Linked DNA regions of Homo sapiens: region 1 is linked to region 2. The links are chromatin loops, found by intact Hi-C in ENCODE. Cell type or tissue: PC-9. All regions are shown on one strand. Links, peaks and the distances in the headings refer to the core of each region. The heading gives the core; the rest is flanking DNA. Region 1 overlaps CRPPA (CDP-L-ribitol pyrophosphorylase A). Region 2 overlaps CRPPA (CDP-L-ribitol pyrophosphorylase A).

What was found. Peaks named below come from ENCODE experiments on the same cell type or tissue, not always from the same donor. Only the 100,000 strongest peaks of a DNase experiment are listed, where the experiment ranks them.
Region 1: it touches region 2 in a loop (10-fold over the local background); 2 of 110 quality-filtered maps call a loop at or near these places.

Annotation. Positions count from the first base shown.
Region 1 is chr7:16,315,149-16,323,579 of GRCh38, reverse strand. All of the region lies in intron 3 of CRPPA (CDP-L-ribitol pyrophosphorylase A), which reads left to right. Among named protein-coding and RNA genes, the nearest start is that of CRPPA, 100 kb to the left of the region's middle. In PC-9, for the core only: no CTCF peak of the experiment used is centred there; DNase peaks (open chromatin) are centred at 4,379 and 4,829; H3K4me3 peaks cover 537 bases; H3K27ac peaks cover 1,849 bases.
Region 2 is chr7:16,411,799-16,420,212 of GRCh38, reverse strand. All of the region lies in intron 1 of CRPPA (CDP-L-ribitol pyrophosphorylase A), which reads left to right. Among named protein-coding and RNA genes, the nearest start is that of CRPPA, 5.5 kb to the left of the region's middle. In PC-9, for the core only: no CTCF peak of the experiment used is centred there; a DNase peak (open chromatin) is centred at 3,152; H3K4me3 peaks cover 368 bases; H3K27ac peaks cover 2,785 bases.

The DNA of each region.
Region 1 (8,431 bases), core at 128-8,127, 97 kb after region 2:
GAGTGGACTTGGCAATAAACGGACTTGGCAGGATGGCTCTGCTTTAGTTTGTTTTCATCCTTCTTTGACCAGCAGATTATCCAACCATGTTCTTCTCATGGAGATAGCAGAGGTACAAGAATAGAAACATACAAGGCCTCTTAGAGCCTAGATTTGCAACTGGTATACTGTCACTTCTTCCTCATTCTATTGACAATCATATGACCAAACCTAAAATCAAGGGGTGGGGAAATTTATTTTACCCCTTAGTAGGGAAAAATGTAAAGTTACCTGGCAAAGGTTATAGATAAGGGCAAGTGTATAGAGTTAGGTCATATCCCTTTGACATTAAATATGCTGCATAATATCCCAGGACCCCTTAAATTCTCATCTAGTCACACCATCATGCTCAGCATCTCTTTATCTGGAGACTTGTGAATTAAAAATGAAGTTTTCTATTTCGTATGGTTTGGCTATGTCCCCACCCAAAAATCTCATCTTGAGTTGTAATCTCCATAATCTCCATGTATCAAGGCCGGTACCAGGTGGAAGTAATTAGATCATAGGGTCGGTTCCCCCATGCTGTTCTCATGATAGTGAGTGAGTCTCATGAGATATGATGGTTTTATGAGCATCTGGCATTTCCCCAGCTTGCTCTCATTCTCTCTCCTGCCACTCTGTGAAGGGGTACCTTCTGCCATAATTGTAAGTTTCCTGAGGCCTCCCCAGTGATGTGGAACTGTGAGTCAATTAAACGTCTTTTCCTTATAAATTCCCAAGTCTCGGGTATTTCTTCATAGCAGCATGAGAACGGACTGATACACTGTTCACTATATACCCAATATACGGTTGTGGAACTTATATGGAATAATCACATTGAATACTCTCCCTCAAATGGGGTAAGAATAGGAAGCAAATACCAATCACTGGTCTGTAGAAATTTTGAAATCCTGCTCAACAAATGTTGTCAGGTTTCCTTACCCTAAAAATAGTGATTATTCCTTAGTTAAGTCCCAGTTCTCTGCTTCCTGGAATTGGCCTCCAGAGCCCTGGATTTCATCTACACCCTCAGGATTTTCTTATTTTGAGAATTGTTTTTGGCGAAAATGGGAGATTAGAGTTCTGTTTTTCTAGGCTGTCATATTCTGGGCTCAAATTCCTTTCAAATTTGTTTACAAACTGGCCAGTTCTTAGGCCTTCTCATTTGTGTGGTACCTTAACATATTCACCTTAAAGATGCCAGTTCATGCTTTCAGGCTTCTTTCTGAAAGCTATCTTGCCCAAGTTAGTAAATTGATTAAATTATCTTCTAAGTCATCACAGGCCCTTCCAAAGTTGTGCCACTACATAACAACGGTTTCCCTTCCGCTTTTATTTCTTTGCCTCCTGGTGCCAGCTTCCAAAGCCAATATTACGTATATTAGATTTGGTATTTTGTGTTCATTTTTGAGGGGTAATATATTAGTTTCCTAGGGCTATTGTAAAAAGATTTCAAAATTGAGTGACTTAAAATCAGGAATGTATTATCTCGCATTTTGGAGGCTAAAAGTCCAAAATTGAGGTGTCATCAGGGCTAGGATCTTTCTGGCTCCAGAGTAGAATGTTCTTGTCTCTTTTAGTTTCTTCTGTTGGCCAGCAGTACTTTGTTTTTTCTTTTACAGTGCCTTTTATTTCATTTGCTTGTATGGTTTTTCCTAAGCCTCACCATCTTTCTCAGGACTTAGTATATTGCCTGGCAAATTTTCCATAAATATTTTCTTCGGAAAAGGATAGACGTTCCTCAGTTTTCCAGTTATTCTTTTTCATGTTTCTCCAATACATACTGGGCATATATTTTTAACTGCCTATGAATACTTTTAGTGGTTGTCCTATGGGTAACTTAAATCCAATTGGTTCCTCCAACTAACCAACAGACCTACTCTTTCTGCTACATCATCCAACTTGAGTAATGATGTCACCAGTCCTGTTGCTAATAAAACAATTTCTGGATCTGGGCCCTCCCTTCCCTATATTTCTTGGACTTATTTCAGATTCTCATAACCTGTTAGTGAGATTATGGCCAACAGCATTGTAATGGTTCTCCTTGTATGAATATAAACCACACCTTTCCTTTGGGGTTGAATGGTGATAGTTTTGATTTTTTTTCCCTAAGTTATTTACATTGGGGTTAGATATGTCACATGTGATATATCTACTCAGTGTTGTCATATAAGGTTAATAATTCGTGTGTTAGGGAAATATTTTAATTTCTTCTTTTGTTGTCTCACTTTTGATGAGTTTATCAAATAAGTTATGATAGGGTAAAGCATTTTAGGGAGATTCTTAGCTTTTAATAGTTTGATATGAAGGTCAGTAGAAATGTCTAAAAAGACAGTTATAGGGTTACTGATAACATTGTTTCCTGTATTACTTCTTTCCCCCAATTATTTGGACTCTGAAAAAGAATTATCTAGGCAGTGTTTGATAGATATGGGTGGTGTTGCCTCTAAGTTTGTAATGGATTTTTGGTTAGGTGGGGCTAGAAAAATTTGAATAAACTGATAAGCTTATTTTTTTCCCCACTGATAGGCATTTGAAAACTTCTCGTGAATATAATTGTCTCTGCCCATTTAAATAATTTTACTCAAAGAAGAAATCTTATCCTTAGCCAGATCATTCATACTGTTTCTGGAAGAGTGATGGTTGTAGCTATATTATCAGCCTCATATGGACTTAGTCTGAAATTGTTTATTTACTCATAAAATGACTGATATGAGAACAAAGCTGCTTGGATAACTGTCTCTCATGAAATCCCAAAATACATTGCATAATTCAAACAATGTAAATATATGCAAAATGCTTAAGTTTGAGTTTTAGGTGATAAATCGGATGCAGGTGTTCATTGTTTACCTAGTTGTAAGATTGTCTATTTTGTTTCTACTTGAAACATTGTGAGCATGGGGCTATAACTGCAGAGTGAGAAACCTGTGCATGCATACCTTTGATTTAGTTTTACTCTAATGTATATATTGTTCTTGGTTGGGCAAACTTCCCAGGCTGCCTAGCAGAAATAATACTGTGAATGATGTTAAGGCTGGAAGGATAGGTAATCAGATTATCTGTAGCCGTGGACCATTATGTGGTTACCATAAAACAACGGTTTCTAACTTTTTTTTGTTATAAAACCTCTGAAAGTTGTAGAATCCCTTCTCAGAAAAATAATTGCATTATATATACATTATTTTTTCAGAAGTTTTCCAGTCCCTCTGAGTCATATTCATTTACCTCATGTTAATAACCCTGCCATATTCTCATACATTGTTTATGCAAACATAAATTGAAACCACTTTTATGGAAGACAATTTGGAATATTTATCTAATTAGAATGCACATTATCTTGTTTCTCTCTTGTTTCTGGGTAGAGATAGCAAACTGAGCAGTTACCTAATTTTGCTCATAACTCAAACCTCATTAAAGCTACTAGAAAGGGATTAAAAATGACAAATCCTCAAAAGAATAGGAGAGGTGACAATGACAAATGAAGAATAGCTGGAAAACAAGTGAATTAGTACTAACAGATGCAGCTTGGAGAAGGCCAAATTACAAGCAAATAGTTGGGGCAAGCTAGGAATTAAAACTGTTTGCTGTAGAATTCTCAAAGTCCAGGACCTAGCAGCACCAGGTACCTCTGGAACGGAATGAAGGGGGACAAAATAAGGAGGGTTGGCTGAAAACTGTTTAAGCAGTCTGATCTCTAAATCTCCTTTCCTAATCTATGACCACCCTAGCAGAGGCAGGTGGTGATGAAGTTCTCTGTCTATACCGGGAGAACATAGGATGCTGTAGAAGGACTGAGTGTGTTGCCAGAAACAGTGACTAACAACCATATGCCTACTGACTGCCGAATAGGAAAGCCCATGGCTGCTTCTCCCACTCAGCCAGCTGCTATCTTCGTGGCTTGGCTTTTTTTTCCAGACTGGAGACTAGAAGAATTTTCTTTGGGCAGTCTGTCCAGTGTAGGAAGAAAGACCTAAAAATACTAACCTCAGAGGTACCCATAAACACCTTAACCCAATCACTCTACAGAAAGCTATTGGAGAATTTGTTCTAACCCTCCAAAATCAGAGTTGCAAAATGAGTCGATCAAGGAAGCAGACTGCACGGGATACAGAAGCTAGGGGATCCATGTTGGGAGAGAGATGAAGACTCTTTCCAAGACGGTGATGTAGGGAGTTCCTAGGATGATGGCTGAATGACTGGCAGAGAAGACAACAAGTCTGTTGGAAAAGATCAGAGGACTTCAAGGGTGACCTTTTCAGGAATATAAAATTGGTGCAATACCTTGTGTCTGAACATCTTGAGAGTAGATTTAAATGAATAGCTAAGTGTTTGGCATTGAATGAGTCATAAGCATACAGAAAACCACATAAAACAAAAGATAAGCTATAATTCCAGGGCAACAGAGTTGTATAGGAAACAAATTTTAATAATATATGACTCAGCTATGAGTTGTGTTTACATAGCCACTGATTTAAACACTCAATACTGATTTAACCAAAATTATGATATTGAAAGGGTGGGGAATGGGAAGTGTTAGGGTATATTGAGATGAAGTTGGGAAGAAGGACAAAAGTCTTCTGTGGATGATAGCCAAGATGGAAAAGTCGAGAGACAGCATCACAAGAATGTAATTTAGAGATACAGAATGAAAGGTAAATTATTAGTCTCAATTCTTCAGTCCTCAGCAATAGTATTCTACTTTTGTGCCCTTGCAGTGGCCTCCTGGTGAATTAAGTTTGTTTCCCTTCTCCTTGATTTGCTTGCCTGACTTGCTTTGGAAGTGAGATTTTTACCAGATGTGATTGATATAGGTGGAGGGCCAAATGTGTGCTTGTGCTGTTGGACTTGCCCTCTTTTGCTACTTTTATTGCCTTAAGGAAGGCATGGTCTGGTTGGTTGCTGCCCCTCCAGTCTGAGCTGCAGAGTAAACCCAAGGAGCAGAGCTCTCACAGCCCTGTAGCTTGGAGCAGAGTTACCTCAGCCATGATACAACTGTGTGAGTGAGAAGTGAAAATTTATTGCTACATGCCACTGAGGTTTTTTTGTACATATTTGTTACTCAGCAAAAATTGTTACATATGGAGAAAAATATAAGAATAGTTAAATATGAACAATGATTGCCTACAGGGAGGACAAAGTGGAGTGAAGGGAGTGGGTTGGACTTTTTTTCATAACTGACCTTGTAGAGATATTTGGGTCTTTAAACCATGTGCATGTGTGACTGATAAAAGCATAAGCTAAAAGTTAAGATAGTAAAACAGATTACGTGATTTTGAGATTAGGGTTTGTAAAGAAGATCTAATGGATGGACAAGAGAGTTGGGGTGCTACTAATAAAATTATTCATGCCATTAACCATAGTCTCCTTGTTGATAAGAGTAGTCTAAGAAAATAGGTTTTCTAACCAAGAGCAATTGGAGGTTTCACGGGGTTGGATGCCTCAGTGAGGTAAAAGGGCTAGGTTAGGAGAAAGTAAGAGAGATGACGGATGGAGCTTCCAGTTAGAGACTGTGTTGACAATGAAAATTCCAGAGGAGCCATGAGAGAAGTAAAGCCAAGTTTCCAGGTTGATTACATAAACCAGTTGTTCAAGTGAAGACAAGGGTCATCTCACAATTGTTAGAATGATTATTATCAAAAAGACTAGAGAAATAACAAATGTTGGTGAGGGTATGGACAAAAGAGAACTTTGATACTCTGTTGGTGGGGATATAAATTGGTATAGCCATTAAAGCAAGCAATGCAGAGGTTCCTCAAACAATTGAAAATAGAACTCACATATAATTTAGCAATTTCACTTCTGGATGTGTCCCAAGGAAATGAAATAAGCACCTCACTCCCATATTCATTGAAACATCATTGATGCATTGTTCACAGTAGTCGAGATATGGAAAAAACCCTGTGTCCATTGATGAATAGATAGAATGTGATCACATGTGCACCCACTGGAATGTTACTTAGCCACAAAAGAAATAAATCCCACTATTTTTAACAACATGAATGAATCTACCCTTTTTCTAAATGGACATTAGATATAAGAAAAAGCAGAAGGAGAAGATGATGCATATTGTCAGAGCAACCCTCAATCTCCCTGCAGAGAAAGTAGAATGCCTCTACACAACCATCAGATGTTACTGATTAGCATCTGGTAACATTTAAACCTCAATTTTTAGGGTTAACAATTTACATTTATAACCAATGATTATTTAGATTTTATCAAGAACTTGTCATAAGCTAGACACTATACCAGGTACATCAGATGTGCTGTTATGTTTGTTTTTTTATAATAACTTTTATCTTCCATTCCCCAATGTGGAAGAAGCTGAGAGGCAGATTGAATAGCTTGTCCAGAGTCTGACAACTTGTTACATGGCAACACCATGGTTGGAACCCAAGTCTATTTGACTTCTGTGTCCATGCTCTTAATCAATTGGTAATGGTGCCTCATATTCATGAGAATGCATGTACACTTTTATGAAGCAAATCCTATTCAAGGACATATTATGAGTTGTAATGTACAGTTTATACATTGCTTTAAATTACTATTAGAAAAAACTAAGCTGATTGGCATGTAAGAAAACGAATACCCTGTGTTTATCACGATGGTAGCCAGATCTAAAATTTTATAATATAGCAATAATACATAGGTATTATTTTTACAATCGGGTGTTTAGATTTTTAAATAACTTAATATTTTTCTATTAGAGATGGTGTCTCACTCTGCATTGCCCAGGTTGGAATGCAGAGGTGTGATTGTGGTTCACTGCAGCCTCGAACTCCCGGGCTCAAGTGATTCTCCTGGCTCAGCCTTCTGAGTAGCTTGGACTACAGGAACGCACCCCAACACATGACTAATATTTTACCTTTTTTGTAGAGAATCGCTTTGTTGCCCAGGCTGGTCTTGAACTCCTGGCCTCAAGCGATGGTCCCACCTTGGCCTCTCAAAGTACTGAGATTACAGGCATGAAACACCACATCTGGCCAGTTGTTTAAATTTTAAATGATCTGTAACTTAAATACCACCAGAACATGAGACTGATTAAATCTATATGTTCAGGAACAAAACCATATATATGTTCAGGAACAAAACCATAACTCATAAGCATGTTTTTCAGGAATATAACATGTTTTACTACATAAGACATATAATTTAAACATTACATAACATGACAATATAACTTTTTTGGGCAAGAAGTAATAAAAGAATAGTGTGTACATGGCAAAGGGTACAAAAATAAAGTCTTCATGCCAGCCCTGTCCTCTTCTGTCTCCCAGAGATAACTCATTTTTTCTGAGACCTTCCAGAGAGATTTTGTTCATTCTTAACCCCTCCTACCTGGCTTCTTATTCTGCCACCTGCACAGCTATCATCTTGAGGTTTTTCTTCACCACTGTCCTAGCAACTCCCTTTGTTCCTCTTCTGTATAGAATATCTGTATCCTGTGTCATTTTCTCATTTTATCTCTCTCAATTTTATAGATTACCATGTCCTACTATAGTTTCCTGAAAAAGAGTGCATGGGGGACTTCTGGTTTCCTGCATGGCATGTAGGGAGCTTAGGAGTTGTTACTCCTTCCTAACAAGTAAAATATTGAACAATTGAAAAATAAACTTTTCATATCTTTCAGAGGGGTGAGGACACAGGGCAAATTGCTGTCCTCAAAACTGGAGAGACAGACAGGTGACTACAGAAAATCACAATTTACCAGAGCAGAAATCTCCTTGGGAAATAGTGACAGGGTAGGAAAACCTACATTATAATTGAAGAATTGCTAGAGACTCAGTATAGACAAGTGTGAGTTAGCTTCAGGAGGACCCAGTCAAAGGGGAGCCCCCACAGTCTTATGAGTTTTACTTCCAGGAGCTTGACCAGGTTCTTAAAATGGGTACTGGAGAAAAATCTTATTGTGCTTCCTATGGAGGAAGGGAAACAACCATTCTGAAAAATGCTAGAGCATTCTGCTCTTAACGAGGAGGCCCACCCTCAAAAATTGTCTTATAAAGGCCTAAACTATTGTCCTTACCCAACTCCATCCTTTCCCACTCAACTCCATACCACTCTAGTCATCCTCTGGGGAGAGGCAGAGAACTGAGAAAGTGAAAGTACAAGTCCGATTTACCTTGGTTTCTTTTACCCAGTAATCATGTCCAGCTATCAAGGAAAATTTACGAAGTATAAGAAATAGTGAGCATAAGAACCAGACCCAGATATGGCAACATTGAAATTACCCAACTGGGAATTTAAAACAACTATGATTAATATGACAAGGACTCTCATGGTTAAAGTAGATAGCAACAAGAACAGATGTAGGCAGTGTAAGCAGAGAGATGGAAATGGAAAGAACCAAAAAGAAATGCTGGAGATCAGAAACACTATCATAAAAATGAAGAATCCCTTTGATGCCTTATCGGTA
Region 2 (8,414 bases), core at 22-8,021:
TGATGCGAACCGTTTGCATTTCCAGATAGATGTCATCCTTTAGCATACATTGCCTTTGCAGGAGGTTTTGAAAACCAAGCTAGTGAGGTTCTAGTCCAAGGGAAGTGGCACGTTCCCCAGAAAGGAGCCCCACGCAAACCCTCACACATGCTTCAAAAGCCAAAAGGTTCAAGTTGTTTTGTAACCGCCCCACGGGTTCACCTTGCCCCTGCCTAAACAGAGCGGATTTATCAAGACAGGGGAATTGCAATGGAGAAAGAGTAATTCACGCAGAGTCGGCTGTGCGGGAGATTGGAGTTTTATTATTACTCAAATCAGTCTCATATCAAATTATTACTCAAAAAATTATTACTCAAAAATTATTACTCAAATCGAGCATTTCGGGATCGGAGTTTTAAAAGATAATTTGGCGGGTAGAGGCTCGGGAAGTGGGGAGTGCGAATTGATGAGTTTGGAGATGGAATCATAGGGGGTCTATGTGAGGTTTTCTTGGTGTCTTCTGTTTCTGGGTGGGATCGCAGAACTGGTTGAGACAGATTACTGGGTTGGGTGGTGTCAGCTGATTCATGGAGTGAAGGGTCTATAAAATATCTCAAGCACTGATCTTAGGTTTTACAATAGTGATGTTATCCCCAGGAGCAATTTGGAGAGGTTCAGACTCTTGCAGCCAGAGGATGCATGACCCCTAAACTGTAATTTCTAATCTTGTAGCTAATTTGTTAGTCCTGTGAAGGCAGACTGGTCCCCAGGCAAGAAAGGGGTCTTTTTGGGAAAGGGCTATTATCAATTTTGTTCCAGAGTCAAACCATAAACTAAATTCCTTCCCAAGGTTAGTTCGGCCTATGCCAAGGAATGAGCTTAATGGTTAGAAGCAAGATGGAGTTAGTTAGGACTGATCTTTCACTGTCCTAATTTCCTCAGTTATAATTTTCACAAAGGCAGTTTCAGGTTCTCATATGACTATTTTACTTTCTGAATATTGGAGTTTGGAAAATGGAAGTGTAAAAAGCCATAATCACTGATTTAGGTAATCTGCCCAATGATTACATCTGAAACTCAAAATTTGAAATGATTCCAGTTGCTAACTTTATTCCATTTCTCTGGGTAGTGGGGAGAGGGGTCCCTGAAACCATTTCATGAACCACTTACCTATAATATTCCAGTGCCATGAACATTGTGACAACATAGCTCATATATGAAGGCATTTCTGTGGGACACAATGGGTCTTGGCCAGCAGGATCTTTATCTGCGTGGTAATTAGCTATGGGGATTATAGTCACTTTTACACTAAACTTTTCTCCCATGGAGAAAACTTTTGCATTAACTTTAATTTTTTGCATCTTCTGAGGCAGTCTAAGATAGGCGGACACTAAAAATCTCACTGATATGGTTTGGCTGTGTCTCCACCCAAAAATCTCATCTTGAATTTTAATCCCCATAACCCCGCATGTTAAAGGAGAGATCAGGTGGAAGTAATTGAATCATGGGACAGAGATCAGGTGGAGGTAATTGAATCATGGGGATTGTTTCCCCCATGCTGGTCTCTTGATAGTGAGTTCTCATGAGATCTGGTAGTTTTGTTAGTGTTTCGTAGTTCCTCCTGTGTTCATTCTCCTTCCTGCTGCCTTGTGAAGAAGGCACCTTCCTTTCCCTTCACCTTCCACCATGCTTGTAAGTTTCCTGAGGCCTCCCCAGCCATGCTGAACTGTGAGTCAATTAAACCTCTTTCCTTTATAAATTACTTAATCTTGGGCAGTTCTTTATAGCAGTGTGAAAACAGACTAATACACTCACTTTTAAAGGAAAATAATGTTTGGAAAGGCCTTGTTTATGGAAAATAAAACGTTTGTCTTCTACTTTTACTTAACTGATAACAGCAGTCAGAAAATCCTAATAGCAATAGTAACTCATCAAAATTTTCATTCTGAAATACTTCATGGCTCATTTTTATCACTATTATGTCTGAAGAGCTTATGGAACATGATTATATTTTGGGTATATCCTAGGAAGTCCTTAGAAAGCTTGCTTTATAGCAGTGTGTGGGTGCTGCTTGGCCATTTGCCAAGTGAAAGCCCTTACTTCCTTCTGTAAAAGATCAGCCCTACAGACTGTTGATAGTTTTCTTAGGGTATGGGGCCAAAAGTCTTAAGTCACTTCATTAAAAAAGATAATTTATACAAATTCAAATAAGGAAAAGGACATGGAAGTATAAAATGCCTTATAAGACTACTTTTTTGCTCTGTTGAGAAATTACGCATGCTTTTTGCTTATTAAAGAGAAAGCACAGTTCTCATTGTCCCAAATAAGAAAAATAATGGGTGTCACCACTGTCAATCATTTAGGTTATTCTAAGAGAATGTCATTTCTTGTTTTTCAAGGGCTGTATGTGATACCCCAAATTTGATTTTTTTTTTTATAACTTCAACTTCTATTTTAGATTCAGAGGGAATGTGTGTGTAGATTTGTTACCTGGGTATATTGTGTGATGCTGAAGTTTAGGGTATGATTGATCCCATCACCCATGTAATGAGTGTAGTACTGAATAGTTTTTCAACCTTTGCCCCCTCCCTCCTCCCTCTAGTGATCCCCAGTGTCTGTTGTTGACATCTTTATGTCCATGAGTACCCATTGTTTAGCTCCGTCTTAGGAGAACTTGTGGTAATTGGTTTTCTGTTCCTCTGTTAATTTGCTTAGAATAATGGCCTCCAGCTGCAATCATGTTGCTGCAAAGGACTTGATTTTGTTCTTTTTATGGCTACATAGTATTCCATAGTGTATACGTACCATATTTTCTTTATCCAATCCACCATTGATGGGCACCTAGGTTGATTCCCTGTGTTTGCTATTGTGAATAGCACTGTGATGAACATGGTGCATGCATCTTTTTGGTAGAAGCATTTGTTTTCTTTTGGATATATACCCACTAATGAGATTGCTGGGTTGAATGGTAGTTCTGTTTTAAGTTCTTTGAGAAATCTCCAAACTTCTTTCCACAGTGATTGAACTAATTGACTTTCCCAGTAACAGTGTATAAGTGTTCCCCTTTTCTCTGCAGCCTTGCTAGCATCTGTTTTTTTTTGGCTTTTTCATAATAGTCATCATGACTGGTGTGAGATGGTATCTGATTGTGGTTTTGATTTGCATTTCTGACTAGTGATGTGGAACGTTTGTTTGTTGGATACTTGGATGTTGTCTTTTGAGAAGTGTTTGTTCATGTCATTTGTGCATTTTTAATGTGGGTATTTGTTTTTTGCTGGTTCAGTTGTTTACAGTTCCTTATAGATTCTGGATATTAGGCCTTTGCTTGAGAGTGCAAAAACTGTTTACTCTGATAGTTTCAATTGCTGTGCAGAAGCTCTATTGTTTTTTTGGAGATAGGGTCTCACTGTGCTACCCAGGCTGGAGTGCAGTGGCAGGATTTCAGCTCACTGCAGCCTCAACCTCCTGGGCTCAAGCGATCCTCCCACTTCAGGCCCTCAAGTAGCTGGGACTACAGTCACGTGCCACCATGCCCAGATAATTTTTTTTTTTGTATTTGTTTGTAGAAATGGGGTTTTGCCATGTTGGGCAGGCTGGTCTTGAGCTCCTGCGCTCAGGTGATCCACCTGCGTCGGCCTCCCAGAGTGCTGGCATTACAAGTGTGAGTGACCACACCTGGCTGCTGTGCAGAAGCTGTTTAGTTTAATTTTCTCTCAGTTGTCAATTTTTGTTTTTGTTGGAATTGCTTTTGAGGACTTAGTCAGAAATTCTTTCCCAAGGCTGATGCCCAGAATGGTGTTTACTAGGTTTTCTTCTACGATTCTTATAGTTGGAGGTCTTCCATTTAAATCTTTAATCTATCTTGAGTTAATTTTTGTGTATGGTGAGAGGTAGGGGTCCAGTTTTATTCCTCTGGATATGGCTAGCCAGCTATCCTACCAACATTTATGGAATAGGGAGTCCTTTTCCCAAAAATTGCTTATTTTTGGCAACTTTATTTCTGGGTTCTCTGTTCTGTTCCATTGGTCTGTGTCTATTGTGTACCAATACTGTGCTGTTTGGGTTACTGTAGCCTTATAGTATAGTTTGAAATTGATGCCCTGAATTTGACTTCAAAATTCATTTTATTTGCCCCTCATAAGTAAGGATATTCTTTGCCCAAACTTTTGCTATCTCACTAATAGAGGGTTGAGAAGTTGTAATTTTTTAATATCTCACCTAAGAAATTCAAACTACCATTGAAAATAACTCTTATGGGTTGATTTGTCTTTTGGAATTTTGAACTAATTGGGGACTGCAAAAGAGAAGGTAGAAACTTCTGAACTTTGGCCCCAAATTCCTAAATTGGGATAGGGAAATGTAAGGAAACATGGCTAGTCTTGCCTCTAGTTAAAGACTGCCACTTACACATACATTTGTTTCCACTACTTCCTTGACCCATCTAAAGGAGCTAAAAATGTATGGCTACAGAAGGGAGAATGAGAGGAAGTGCAGCAGATAAGTACTAATAAACTCAAGAGCTAGGCGCGTGGTAACCTAATCAGATTTAATGAACCCAGGAAAGCTAAAACATAAGCCTTCAGGTAGAACTTCAGTTCAGGTAGAACTTACTTCTCAGGAAGTAAGATGATTAAAGTTATACGACCTTGAAAAAGTATAGACATCAGAGGCACAGGGTATCTCTGGAGGTGGGGTAGAACAATGAAAAGGGGACACCTGATTGAATCCTTCAAAAGGAAGAGTAAAATTCCCAGATCTTTAACAGATACTGAGGCTTATTCTCTGGCTGAGAATTAGCACAGCTAATGACTTGAGTTCGGTACTCTATGGCAGTGGGGAAATTAAGAGAGACTACATTTTGATACAGTGAGATCCTTAGTGCCTGAGATAGATGACTCAAGGAAGTTTTCTGCTTTTCAGACATGCCATATATTAAAGTAGCTATTCTTCTAAAATCAAGGAGTTGGAGGAGACATTGAAAGAAAATCCATTTTGTGAATTGACTGGAACTTCAGATTGCTTGTCCATTTTCCTTTTGTCAAAATCAGAACAGTTTTAGTTTAGCCAAGTTCTACTTTGCGCCATTGAAACTGCTTAGAAAACTACTTATCAGATTAAATGAGATTCAAAAGTACCTCTGAACCCACCAGTATCTGAGGCATGTTGGCTAAAGGCTCTGAGAAAATGGAGATTTACAAGCTAAGTATTTAACATATCAAGATTATGTTGTTTGTGGATATATTTGTATATTATGATTAAACATCATGTACATGTATAGACATATGTATTAGTATACATGAATGTGTGTATAGGTTAATATACTCCAATCTTAAAGAATGGTAGTCCAGAATTGTGCATATGGCTATTACTAGGAAGGATCACATATAACAACTCATTTCTACTTTATGCTGGGAACTAGACCCTTTCAGAAGTTGATTAAAAATGTTCCTAGGATTTCAAAAGTTGTTTTGGCTTTTTAACCAAACTGAAATATAATTGTTGAACCCCAGGTTATAAACTAAAGGGAATCTTAGTTTTCGCCTTTTACTAACAAGAAACTGAGATTAGGGGTACTAATCACTTAGATAACTATCGCTTTGTGACCTGAGTTTCTATAAGGAAATGTTGCTCCAAGAAATCAGATGACAATGGTGTTATTGGCAGGGGCATAAAGCTGACAATTAAACCATAACATTCACTCACAATTTATCAATTGATGTATCTAGATTTTACTGTTTTAAAAAATGTATTCCCTGGATCTGTTGTAGGAGGCAAAAATTCCTGCCAGTAATCTAATTTCTGGTTTAAATATACAAGGAAAGTGTCATGGGGTGTGTGTGTGTGTGTGTGTGTGTGTGTGTGTGTGTGTGTGTGTGTGTGTGTTGGGGTAGGGGGGTGGTCAACCTGGAATAGCTGAAAAATAGACTAAGATGACAACTACAGCAAAAGGGATTAAGAAAGGCAAACTTCGGCCATGCTTATTCAGACTTGGTGATGAGTTGGGTAGGGGTTGGGAATTCCTGACAGTGGATTTGAACAAGGTCTGGCAGGGCTTTCCTCATAGTTCATGAGGTTTTTGAGCTCTCTTAGGTGGAGGACAATGCTTAAGATAACTTTCCTTTAGATGGTTTCATGCTTGTCAAAGTTTGTTATAACTCGGCCTCCCCTATAAATCTTCTACAGGAAAATGTGCTGTTCCACTGATTAAAAAGTATTCTAGACCTTATGATAGTTGTGTGTATCATTGTATGTTAATCTATTGGCACTGATTCATGTTTCAGAATATTTTCAGTTTGGCTAGAGTGAATTAGTCTCCTTGAGTCAGACAACTCCAGGTAAATTTGGGGAGAAAAATCACTTTTGTAGATCTGTATGTGTTTATATTATGGAAACTAAATCTTCAGATTGAGATTGGGCTTGGAAATCAATGAAAGTCTATATTTCATTATTGTTTAAGACTCCATAGTCTGTGTTTCAGTATATTAACTTTGTTTTTTAAAAAAACTTTTGTCCATTTATTCGATTTGTTTTCTTGTGTACTTTTACATATGCTGTCCTAGATTTTGGAAAACCACAGCAAATTCTGTTGAACAAGATACACAAGTAAAGATATAAATGTTAGTCCAGATGAACAAGGTTGATCACTTGAATTAGGCTGAGATAACAGGAATGGAGTAGAGAAGACAGGAGAAATATTTAGTAGCTAGTGTTGATAGCTCTTAGTGATTAACTGTATTAGAGATTCAGAATGAGAAAGGAAAGCTTTTAGTTGTGTGGTTAGATGAATTTGACTTAAAATTTTGTCTCAAGGCTTCCTTAATAAAAGGGTCAAGTCTGAGTCATGGGACTTGTATTTTGTACAGGTCAGATGATTAGAGGTCAGTGTTACATTTCCAAAGGACCGCATGGAACACCTTCAAAATAAGTGGTAAGTCTAAGGCAGGTAGGCTGAGGCCTGACAACCGGGAGCCTTCATGGGCCATAGTAGGAAGGCTTCACATTGCAAAGGTAATCCAAGATTCAGCCCCATCATGCCAGTTCAATATTTTGCTGCTAAAACGTCAGGGTCAGTATGGAGAAATAGAAATCTATGAATTATGTCCATAGTACAATCCAGAGGCCAAGTTTCCGTGAAGGCTGCCATGGAAATGAGCAGCAGCTGCCACTGTCCCCTTGCAGCCAAACTCTGCAGACTAGATGAGAGGGCTTTCAGAGGTGTTAACAGGGCCTGATCTTTCCCATCTGTTTCATAAAGCATTTGTTAAAATGTTCTGTTCCCAATAGATCTGTTAAAACTGTCTGGGCCGAGTATTCCTGTAAGCAATATTTGTTATTCCAGGAGAAAATAACTTTTGAGTTATTATATTTCTTCCTCAATGTCTGTAGGTGTAATAGAGCTTAAGGCTAGGTTCCTATTTGCCTATGGAATGTGCTAGAAAGGAAATATTCAGGAGAACTTGACAGAATTAGGCTGCTGAGGGTTTGGTGTGGACTTGTCCTCAGTTAAGAGGTAAGCTAGATCTCTTTATTCAGCAAATATTTGATCGGTAGACACTGTGTGAGGTACTTAAGGTCTTTTTAAGTCCCATGATTTTACATTATTAAATTTTAATACTATAAAAGACTTTTAGTTCTATAACTAGAAAAGAATGTGAATAAATCCTTAGAAATACAAACAGTACTTATAAAGACTTGCAAGTACTGGGTGTATGCTTGGTTGCTGACCAAAATAGCTTTATAAGCCTATTGTCTCTGAAGAGCGTTCTAAAATAGTGTTTTCCAAACTTTTTTTTGACCTGTTACAAGAATTACGTTTTTGCCTCATGGCTCAGTGACAAATGCATATTTACTTATATACTCACGCACATTTGAAAGAAAATTCATGCAAACAACCTATCTCTGTGCTACGCATTTTAATTTTTCTGTTCTATTTCCATTTCATTTACCCAACAAAGTTGCTTTAAAACTTACTATAAACTGATTTTATGACACTCTAATGGGACCCGAAATTGGCAGTTTGAGAAATACTGGTTTAAAATGCCATTTTCTGTTTAGAGTCTCATACAATTGTTTGAAATAGTGTAAGGCCATAAGTGTCTGTTTGTAATTATTTACATCTACTCTGGCTGTTTTCTGTCTGATGGAATGGAGAATTTGAGTTATTTTAAGGCAATCTAGTAAAATTGGGAGTTAATTCATTGAATAGATACTTGAATGACTACTTTATGTCAAATGTTATCCTATCTGCCTCTTAATTCTTCATCATATTTTAACATTTAAGTCAATGTAAATTTTCTTTAAAAAGTAGCAAACTGATTTCCTTAAAAGTTTAACCATTTTTTTCTGGTAGAATATACTATGAAAAGTGACAGGTGAATAGTTTAGAGGACAAGTTGTAATCTTTCCTTTAAAAATACTACTTATTTAGTTGAACA